Regions from separate parts of the Homo sapiens genome. Here region 1 is linked to region 2. A link is an interaction called in ENCODE POLR2A ChIA-PET data of the cell type or tissue named here. Cell type or tissue: B cell. All regions are shown on one strand. Each heading gives the region's core, and the rest is flanking DNA. Links, peaks and the distances in the headings are about the cores only.

Region 1 (5,386 bases), core at 134-5,133, 170 kb before region 2:
CTTTGATAAATTGGTATATATGCCTTCACAGCTTTTTGCAATATTCATAGCTTCTTTTTATTAAAATGAAATTACATTTTATGCATTACTCAACACCTAAAAATACATCTTGGACATCCCTCCAGAATATAGCATATAACTCAATCCATTCTTTTTGATTGCTATATAATATTGTATGGACACACTATAATTTATCCAACAATTCCATTAGTAATGGAAGTACAGCTGTCAGACTGTTTTCAAGTTATGTTCCTTTCCAGTCCAAATAGTGCTATATTTAACATCCTTGCTCATCTGTCTTTATGAGCTAGAGGACTGACACCCAAAAGTGGGATTATTGGGTCAAAAGAAATGAAAAATGATACTTAACCTCTTTTAAACCTTGTATTTAGATAGATTTTAATATACACAAAAACATAGAGATAGAAAATAATGAACTCCCATGTATCTATCATTCATTTTTTACAATTGCCCAATTTCAATGCTCCCTTTTCCCCTTGTCTAAGAAATTTAAACACAACGCATTTTCGTATTTTTGCCTCCATGAAAGACTCTAAAAGTTTATCAAAATCCTTTTTGGAGCACTAGTTATATAGTAACCACCAGCATTTATATTCTCTTTAATATTATACATAACATCTTTTTTTAAAAAGACACTCTTAATATTCACTTCCTCCTTCCACTAAGCTCTCTGCAATGGAGAAACAGCAGAATCAAAGCATCTAAGACAGTAGAAAAAGAAACTAGGAAAGATCATCCTAAAAGCATAAAAAGACCTTGAGAAGGAACAATATCGAGACAGGCACACAGGTATATTAAGTGACAGAGGCAACAAAGAGAAAGAAAAGAGAAACATTAAGTAGATTTTTAAAAGCTAGCATTAGCTGGTAGGAAAAGTACTTAAGGGATTGCTGGTGGTCTGAGTGGGAAATTTAAGCAAAGAAATAGCAATTCATGAGGAATAGGGCATGCTATTTGAATGTATTTTTGAACTAGTTGCTTAAAATATATTGCACTGATCAAAAAACTAGATGAATAGCAACTTAGTGCTCTCCTAGCAAAAGATATCTGGAGGGGAAAATATCGCCAATATGTAACAAAATAACACGTATGTATTTTAAAAGACGAGTAACACCCCTACTAAAGAAGAACAATGGAAAATGCATACATATGTACACACATATGCAAAAATGATACTAATATGAACATGTTCCTGGAGGGGAAAACAAGCCATGTAATGAAATTTTAAATGCATTGTAAATTATTTTGTATAGTGAATATTTTCTAAAATAATCATATCCTAATTTATTTACTTAAAGTGTGGTTTGCTTTTTTAAATAATAAGTTCACTAATCCACAAAGCATATATTGGGTATTCATTATATGCCAGGCACTGTACAAACAAAACATCACTCCTGCCTTCTGGAAGCTTACAGTCTAGTAAGTGATTTAGACATAGTTATAACACAATGTGATATGTTTTAATGGTATATTAAATTAAAAAGTCTATAGGTAAACATAGAAAGGACCAATAAACTATAGCTTAGGAGAGTCAGGAAAAGCTTTATAGGTGACATCTGAGTTGAATCTTGAAGGCTGAAGAATTCAGAAATTAGGGAAGAAAGAATTTCTAAAATTTATGCAAAGCCTTGGTGATTTATCTCAATACATGTAAACTGGAAATGCTGTTCTAGTGTAGATTTGACAAGAACCATATGTAGTCTAATTAAATGAAGTATTAAAAATTTTATTACCTTATTTTTAAGTGATTATAGCATTTATGTGAAATTAATGTATATGAGTGCATATATGTGTGTATGCGTTAAAGATGGCAGCTAAAGATGTTAGAGTGAATCTACCTATTAGCTTCCCTCTCTTCCTGACACCCCACCTAAAATAAAAGTAAGTACATTTAGAAACAAAATGAAGGTTCATAAAGGCACAAAAAGCTGAATCTTAAATCAGCAGTAGTGAGAAGCTAAGAAGCAACCGGAGTTACATGTCTACGAGTAGAGTACAAGGATGGACTAAACACAGAAGAATTTGTTGAAAATCTACTTACAAAACAATTAGATCTTGAAATCTCATCTCTTATTCCAAAGATTTGTGCAACTACCCTTGCTCCATCCTGTCAGATGTCTTCGGGTCTAGTCTCTCCAGACTGGAAGGCATTCGTGCAGCTCAAGGAGGGTGGTGGTAAGGAAGGTAAAATACTTTTTAATTGGGGGTGGAGTAACTGAATCAGGGGGTTGAGTAACTGAGGACTCTTCTTATCCATCTTCCAAAATGCTAGCTGCTAAGGTATACATACTGCCCAAAGCAGCAAACTCAAAAGTGTTTTCTCTGATAAACTGGCCAGCTCAAGGGAAACACCATATGGACAGCCAGGGTTCCCTAAGAATCAACCCAACCAGATCATCCCACAGAGGAAACTGTAATATCAGTGTCCCTTCCAATCAGTTTTGTAGTACACAACTCTTAAGGATCATCAGAAATGTAATGAAAGCCTCTACTGTAACAGACAGAGACCAAAGAAAAGAAACAGAAAAAGCGATTTAAAGGAAACAAAGACTATAAAGACAGAAAAAAAAAAAAAACTTTCAGTAATATCTTCAAAAAAAGCAAGAAAGGCAATTAAGAAATATGAAAAGAATGCTATGGGGGAAAAAGCTAAGAAAAGAGAAAAAGAACTTTTGGACATTAAAAAGCGTAAAAATAGAAATAAAAAACTCAACAGAAAGGTTAAAAGTAAAGAAAAAGTAAAAAAAAAAAAAAAAAAACAGCAAAACAAAAGATGAAAAGATAATTAGAGAACTGTCCAGGATGCACAACATTCAAAAAATGGAAGTTTCTGAAAGAAACAGAGAAAACAGATGGAAGAAAGTCATTAAAAGAGTAATTCAAAAAAATTTTCCAGACTGAAAAATATGACTTTCTAAACTGAAAAGTGCCCAAGAAATGTCCAACACAATGTTTGAAAATACAGCCACACAAAGATATTTTATCATAAAATATTGGAATAATGGGAATAACAGAAGATTCAATCAACAGAGAATTAACAAGTTTCATAAAAATGATAAGTTAGAATAGCATTGGACTACTCAAATGCAACTCTAGAAGCTATGACACATTACTGTAAAACTTTGAAGGGGAAATTGTTTTAAATTCTATCTTTTTTTTTTTTTTTTTTTTTAGACAGAGTCTTGCTGTGTCACCCAAGCTGGGGTGCAATGGTGCGATATTGGCTCACTGCAAGCTCTGCCTCCCGGGTTCAAGCAATTCTTCTGCCTCAGCCTCCCGAGTAGCTATGATTACAGGCACCTGCCACCAGGCCTGGCTAATTTTTTTGTATCTTTAGTAGAGACGGGGTTTCACCATGTTGGCCAGGCTGGTCTCGAACGCCCAACCTCAGGTGATCCACCCGCCTTGGCCTCCCAAAGTCCTGGGACTATAGGCGTGAGCCACCGCGCCCGGCCAATTCTATCATTTTATATCCAACCAAAGTATCACAAGTTCTCAAAAAATTACTTCCCCTTACTTTCTCAGGAAGCTACTGGAGTTTATAATCCTCCAAAACAACAGACCAAACAAAAAGGAAGCCATGGAATTTAGAACGAGATACAAAACAAAAGAAATGAAATGAATCCTCAAGATGATAGTGAGGGAAGATGTCAAGATGCTTGTTGCTGGTGTAGAGGTCAAACTGGAAGACATCAGAAGGCTTCAGAAAAGACTCCGAAAGCAAGAAATTGATCTACATATAGATAATTTTAACTGAAAATATATTAAACCTTAAAAATGTACAAATAAAATCATGTCCTGAGACAATATGTTCAAGCCATTAAATTCATATTTAATGTAGTTATTCAAGCCATTTTTTTGCCAAAATTCTAAAAATTGTTAGCAGGGTAAATTCTTCATTGGTGAAGCAATGTAGCTATTTTAAATTTTATTTTATTTTTTTTTTTGAGACAGAGTCTCTGTCACCCAGTCTGGAGTGCAGTGACACAATCTCAGCTCACTGCAACCTCCGCCTCCCGGGTTCAATAGATTCACCTGCCTCAGCCTCTTGAATAGCTAAGACTACAGGCGTCCGCCACCATGCCTGGCTAATTTTTCTGTTTTTAGTAGAGATGGAGTTTCACCATGTTGGCCAGGCTGGTCTCAAACTCCTGACCTCAGGTGATCCACCCGCCTCACCTCCCAAAGTGCTGAGATTACAGGCGTGAGCCACTGTGCCCCGTCTTTGTATTATTTTTAAAACATGTTTGCTGGTGAGAAGTCAGATATAGTTCACAGAAATCATCCAAGTACCTGGATGCATCAGATACTGAGATATTTATCCAAATTTAACTTGCAGTAGTTTCTTCAACATGTGTAGAAAGAATGTTTTACTACTTTGTACTTCAAAGTTGATAAATCATTTGAGAATTGAAAATGCAGGACAGCACATAATAGGAACTTAATAAACACTTGTGGAGATTGCTCTTTCTGTTCCAATCTATAAATAAACAAGAACCAAATGAAGAACAAGTTAACTATGTATTTTATGTACATACATATATATATATATATATATATATATATATACACACACATAAGTATACATGCACATACACACATACATGTACTCACAAATATTTAAAACTTCTCCAGTAGTTCTACTTTCAATTTCAATTTTTAAATGCATTTCACAATTTTAACTCAAATAAGTATGTTTCAAAAATACGCTTTCTCGAAGATACTGGCTGTTGAAAAATATTTAAAATAGTGTTAGCTTATTTTTTATTCAATAAAATAATATAAATATTTGTTAATAGCTGTTGCCATTCATGGATGGTATGGGAAAAAATATTTCCCAAAGATTAATGATTAACTTGTTGAATTTTTTTAAAAAGGCTTATCACCAAAAGAATTTTTAAGTATTTCATTTAAATAGCTTTGATAAACAACATGACTAATGAGAATTGGCTCATCTTAAGTAGATAACTAAATATACAAAGTTTAACATCTTAAATGCTTCCAAATATACAATATGCATCAGGGATTGCAAATCTGAATGTCCATGGGTAGAGTGGTGAGTGCCAAGGCAAAATAAAGACCCTGCTCATTCCATATAATAATTACCATGTGAGCTCAGACTCGGGCCATTAGATCATTTTTTTTTTCTCTAAAAGAAACTGAAAAATCGACATTTTTATGTGAATATTTCTGATTTTTAAATCCTGGTTGTAATTTTTTAAAAATTATTGTATTACCTAAATAAAAAATGTATGTGTTCTGAACTCAGTTTCTATTAGTTTATAGGGCTTGTGGTATATGTCCTCTAAAATTGAAACTTAGATTTACCTCTCCATTATATAGAACATATTAACATATCAAATAT
Region 2 (5,386 bases), core at 115-5,114:
CACCTGATATGAAAATGAAAATATATAAATTAAAAAAATTAGAGACTATATGAACTTGGGATGAGGATGATTTCCTAAACAAGAAAAACATACAGCAAAAAAATGACAAATAGCAAGACTGCATAAACAAAGAAAAAAAGAAAAACAGTCTGAGAGGTTTTGCAGCTCGCATAACAAAGGATTGGTATCTAGACTATATAGAAAAAGACAAATCAATTAGAAAAAGACAAACCCAATGGAAAAATGGACAAGTGGTGTGAGCATTCAATTCAGAAAAGAGGAAACTCAAATGGCCAATATATATAGGAAAGATGTTTTTCTCACATGTAATCAGAAATGCAAATTATATACTATTTCATGCTTATCCAACCGGATTTTTTTTTTTTTTTTTTTTTTTGTATTAGAGACAGGGTCTCATTCTGTTACCCAGGCTGGCATGCAGTGATCCATTTGTAGCTCACTGCAGACTTGAACTCCTGGGCTTAAGGGATCCTCCTGCTTCAGCCTCCAAGTAGCTAGGACTACAGGTACACGCCACCACGTCCAGCCAATTTTCTGTTTTGTTTGTTTTCCTCCTCTCTCTCTCCCTCTCCCTCCTCTCCCCTCCTTTTTTCAGTTAGGATTTTTAGTGAAATAATTTCAGTTTACATTAAGGCTTTTGATTGTACATGTAAAATATATTATTACAACCATTTAAAATACATTTTAAAGTTATTGGATTTAATTAACTCTTGGAGTATAGGATCTTTAGGAGCCTACAGAACTTTCATGAAGACTTCGCATTTTAAAATTAGTTACAGTCCGAAGTAAACTAGACTTAAGAATGTTTATGTAGCTCAAGCTCCCCCTAAAATGTTTTTTTTTTTCCTTTTTTTGAGACAGATTCTCGCTCTGTCGCCCAGGCTGGAGTGCAGTGGCACGATTTTGGCTCACTGCAACCTCCGCCTCCCAGGTTCAAGAGATTTTCCTGTCTCAGCCTCCTGAGTAGCTAGGCCTATAGGCACCCGCCACCAGGCTCAGCTAATTTTTCTATTTTTAGTAGAGACGGGGTTTCACCAGGTTGGCCAGGCCGGTCTCTAACTCCTGACCTCAGGTGATCCACCCACCTCGGCCTCCCAAACTGCTGGGATTACAGGCGTGAGGCACTGTGCCCAGCAGAACCCAGTAACTTTCAAGAGTATACTTCAGTAGAACCAAAGTGCTATACCAATTATAAGCAGTCTTAATTACAATTTTAATAGCAAATATTAAATATTTAAAATAAGCTTTATACTATATAATTATTATTCATAGGCAAAATCTCATGAAAATAAACCCCATGGTACTCTATATCATGTCACTGTGGAATTAATTGTTAAGATAAATTGCATTTCAGGCTGGGTGCGGTGGGTCACGCCTGGAATCCCAGCACTTCAGGAGGCCAAGGCGGGCGGATCACCCAAGGTCAGGAGTTCAAGACTAGCCTGGCCAACATGGTGAAACTCCATCTCTACTAAAAATACAAAAAAATTAGCTGGGCATGGTGGTGGACACCTGTAATCCCAGCTACTCATGAGGCTGAGGCAGAAGAATCGCTTGAACCCGGGAGGTGGAGGTTGCAGTGAGCCGAGATCGTGCCATTGCACTCCAGCCTGGGCAACAAACATGAAACTCCATCTCAAATAATAATAAATAATAAATTGCATTTCATAACTTCAAGACTTAGGAATGAAGCAAAACCACCTCTTCATAATCAGTGCCCAAAAAAGTAAGTGTAAACGACTCAGGAGAGGGAAAGAAGGTATCAGACCCACCATTAGGGTAACTCCTGGGTGGTACTGGTCCTCTTCATCTTAAATGCATTATAGGTGAATGTTATATGGAAAGAATACATTTGTTGCACAGATTTAATCATTAAAAAAAATCACTGTTGCCAATATTATAGACTAGGTCTACTAGTTAAAAGAAGTAAAGCCCAGTCTTTCATTCTACCTTTCCATAAAAGGTATGGCTCTTTTGTGTCCCACTGGAGTTGTGGATACTTACAAGATAGCAGAAATACTGACTTCCTAAGTGCCCCTCACCTCTGAATTAGAAGAGCATATCTGCCAGTTACATCTGAGCACAAAACAGTGTACTAGTAAGTGGTGTTTGCAGGTAAAATAAAACTGAAACAGGAAATAAGGGGGAGAAAATACCACAGCCAGAAAAGCCAGCAGGAAGTGAGAAATGGCGGTGATGCTGCCTGAAAAGCAATGTATTCTCTATTAGTAGCTACACCTATTTACTTCTAGACCATAATGTAACATACACGAATCATCAAAACAACAGGCAAAAACAAACACTTGTTTAGCATTTTCTTTAGGGTTTACAAAATAACTCCCAAAGTTGAACAGAAAAAAACTTAAAAGCAATTTAGCATAAAAACGACAGTGCAAATTGTTATAATGCCCATTATGAACTAAAAGCAAGTAACTTCATTTCAGTGCATTTTCTAGTACAGAATTTAAAAAGTAACTTCAGAATTGCTTTGAAATTAAATCATTGCTTGAATTCATCTTAACAATTATGTTAACATTTGACTATTTTACATATATAATGGATTTTTTGCACAACTAGGAATTGTCTAATATGTGAAAAACATCACACTTTGCTATTTTTCACTAAATACTATTTAGCTTCTCAAAACAAAATGTGTTCCACAAGAAATCTTATCACGTTTTCCCTTAATACTTAAACCAGATGAACTTCAAAACACAAATGAAGGCAATTTGGAAGAGGAAATGTCAGTGTGAGATGTCATTTAAAAAATATAACCTTAAATTCAAGACAAGGAAGAATAATATTTGGTCAGCAAAAGATATTTGATGGACATGTTCCAGTTAATTTCAAGTATTGAAGCTGGATAAAGACTTGGGCACCATATATTCCTCTGGTTTGCGTATTTTCCAAGGTTTCAGAAAATATATCAGGCAGTTTGAAAAGTAAACTAATGAGGCTGTCAATTCCTGGCTCAAATATACGGCTAATATGATTATAGAAACATTTTTCCCCGACTAATATTATTTCTCCTGTTATTAAAAACCATTTTAAAGCCTGGGTAGAAAGAAGAATCACAACTAGCAAGACAGCGCCATTATTTTCATATAGGAAGACCAGTTCATTACAACTTTTTTTTTTTTTTTTTTTTTTTTTGAGACGGAGTCTCCCTCTGTCGCCCAGGCTGTAGTGCAGTGGCGCGATCTCGGCTCACTGCAATCTCCACCTCCCAGGTTCAAGCGATTCTCCTGCCTCAAACTCCCGAGTAGCTAGGACTACAGGCACGCAGCACCACACCAAGTTAATTTTTTTATTTTTATTTTTTAAGTAGAGACAGGTTTCACCATTTTAGCCAGGCTGGTCTCAAACTGTTGACCTCAAGTGATCTGCCCGCCTTGGCCTGCCAAAGTGCTGGGATTACAGGCGTGAGCCACTGCGCCTGGCCTTCATTATAATTTTTTTTCAATGACAATGCAACTCCCAGTGGATTTCTACTTTTAGCATTAAGAAATTATGACTCTTGGTGGTAAATTCTACTCAGGTTAATAAACTAACGGTGAAGCAGCTTGGAAGCATTTGTTGCTTAGATTGTTTATTCCTTCACAATGTTATTTTAAAATTTGAGTTTTTTTTAATATAAAAGAGACATATATTTAAAATTTGAGATGGAGTCTCGCTGTTGCCCAGGCTGCTGTGCAGTGGCTGGATCATAGCTCACTGCAGCCTTGAACTCCTGAACTCAAGCAATCCTCCTGCCTCAGTTTCCCAACTAGCTGGGACTATAGGCATGTGACACCATGCTAGAGTACTTAGAATTTTTTTGTGTGTAGAAACCAGGTCTTGCTATGTTGTCCAGGCGGGTCTTGAACTCCTGGCCTCAAGCAATCCTCCTGCTTTATTACAGGCATAAGCTACCACATTCAGCTAAGCAGTCTTTTTTTTTTTTTTTTTTTTTGAGATGGAATTTTGCTTTTGTTGCCCAGGCTGGAGTGCAATGGCACGATCTCAGCTCACTGCAACCTCCGTCACCTGGGTTCAAGCAATTATCCTGGCTCAGCCTCCCGAGTAGCTGGGATTACGGGCATGCGCCACCATGCCTGGCTAATTTTGTATTTTTAGTAAAGACAGGGTTTCTCCATGTTGGTCAGGCTGGTCTCAAACTCCCGATCTCAGGTGATCTGCCTGCCTCGGCCTCCCAAAGTGCTGGGATTACAGGCATGAATCACTGTGCCTACCCTTAACAAAAAACTTTAATCATTGCAGAATAACGGATCAATATTTAGAAGAACTGCATAATTCAGTGAACCAGTATTTTCCAAATGACTAATTCATGATGTGACAAAATCATGCATAGCCAGAAGGTCCATTCAAAATGCAAGACAGACCCAGTGGATTTTAACATAACAAACTAAGAAAAGTCCTCTAATAAACTTTCCGATTTCACATTGCAACCAATCTTCAAGAAACTATCAGTTGTCAAGTTTTGATATCCACAGTTATCTGAAGTGACTAAAATATTCCTGTTTTCCAACTACCTATCTGTGTGAGGCCAGGTTTCTTCATAAACTTCAACCATCGGGCCATACCACACTTCAACAGACTGAACGCAAAAGCACAAACAAGAATTCAGTTCAACATTAAAGGGCTCACAAAAATGAAAAATGGTCCTTTTTACACTGAATTTTTGTATCCTAACTTATAAGACAATTATTTTTCATAAAATGGTTTATATATTAACATGTAATTGTTTTGTTAACAAATTAAAACAGTATGTATAATTTCTCAGCTTTAATTTCTAATATAGTAAATATCGATAGTATCCACAAAAGCAAAAGTTCACTGGAGTATACAATTTGTAAGAGTATAAGTGGGTCCTCAGACCAAAATACTTGAGAATAGCCAGGCTAGGAAATTCAGATGAGTCAACACTGAATATGGGTTTTTCTTTTACTAACTCATACATTATTTCTGTTTCAAGCACCAGTAACCCCCACCCTGCCCCCTGCCGGAAAAGTTTTTTTTTTTCTTTTTTTTTTTTTTTGAGACGGAGTCTCGCTCTGTCGCCAGGCTGGAGTGCAGTGGCGCGATCTTAGCTCACTGCAACCTCCGCCTCCTGGGTTCAAGCAATTCTTCTGCCTCAGCCTCCCAAGCAGCTGGGATTACAGGCAAGCACCACCATGCCCAGCTAATCTTTGTATTTTTAGTAGAGGCAGGGTTTCACCGTGTTGGCCAGGATGGTCACGATCTCTTGACCTCGTGATCCACCCGCCTTGGCCTCCCAAAGTGCTGGGATTACAGGTGTGAGCCAATGCACCCGGCCAAAGGCAGGTTTTTTTAAAAGGAGTATAAATATTTCTAGAGTACAGAA

The links. Peaks named below come from ENCODE experiments on the same cell type or tissue, not always from the same donor. Only the 100,000 strongest peaks of a DNase experiment are listed, where the experiment ranks them.
Region 1: POLR2A ChIA-PET joins it to region 2 with 12 read pairs; 3 of 35 experiments call an interaction of 5 or more read pairs at or near these places.

Annotation. Positions count from the first base shown.
Region 1 is chr2:44,400,135-44,405,520 of GRCh38, reverse strand. All of the region lies in intron 3 of CAMKMT (calmodulin-lysine N-methyltransferase), which reads right to left. It overlaps LOC124905998 (a long non-coding RNA gene), which reads right to left. Exons shown (of 3, transcript XR_007086301.1): 2 at 4,636-4,748; 3 at 4,410-4,501. It overlaps LOC124907759 (a long non-coding RNA gene), which reads right to left and starts at 4,388. Exons shown (of 2, transcript XR_007086304.1): 1 at 4,315-4,388. In B cell, for the core only: no CTCF peak of the experiment used is centred there; no DNase peak of the experiment used is centred there.
Region 2 is chr2:44,234,191-44,239,576 of GRCh38, reverse strand. It overlaps a transcript of PPM1B not described here and the pseudogene LOC124906174. Among named protein-coding and RNA genes, the nearest start is that of SLC3A1, 39 kb to the left of the region's middle. RefSeq lists enhancers at 4,662-5,161, 5,162-5,386. In B cell, for the core only: CTCF peaks have their summits at 3,053, 4,825 and 5,026 (motif pointing left); DNase peaks (open chromatin) are centred at 2,176, 3,380 and 4,966; H3K27ac peaks cover 1,130 bases.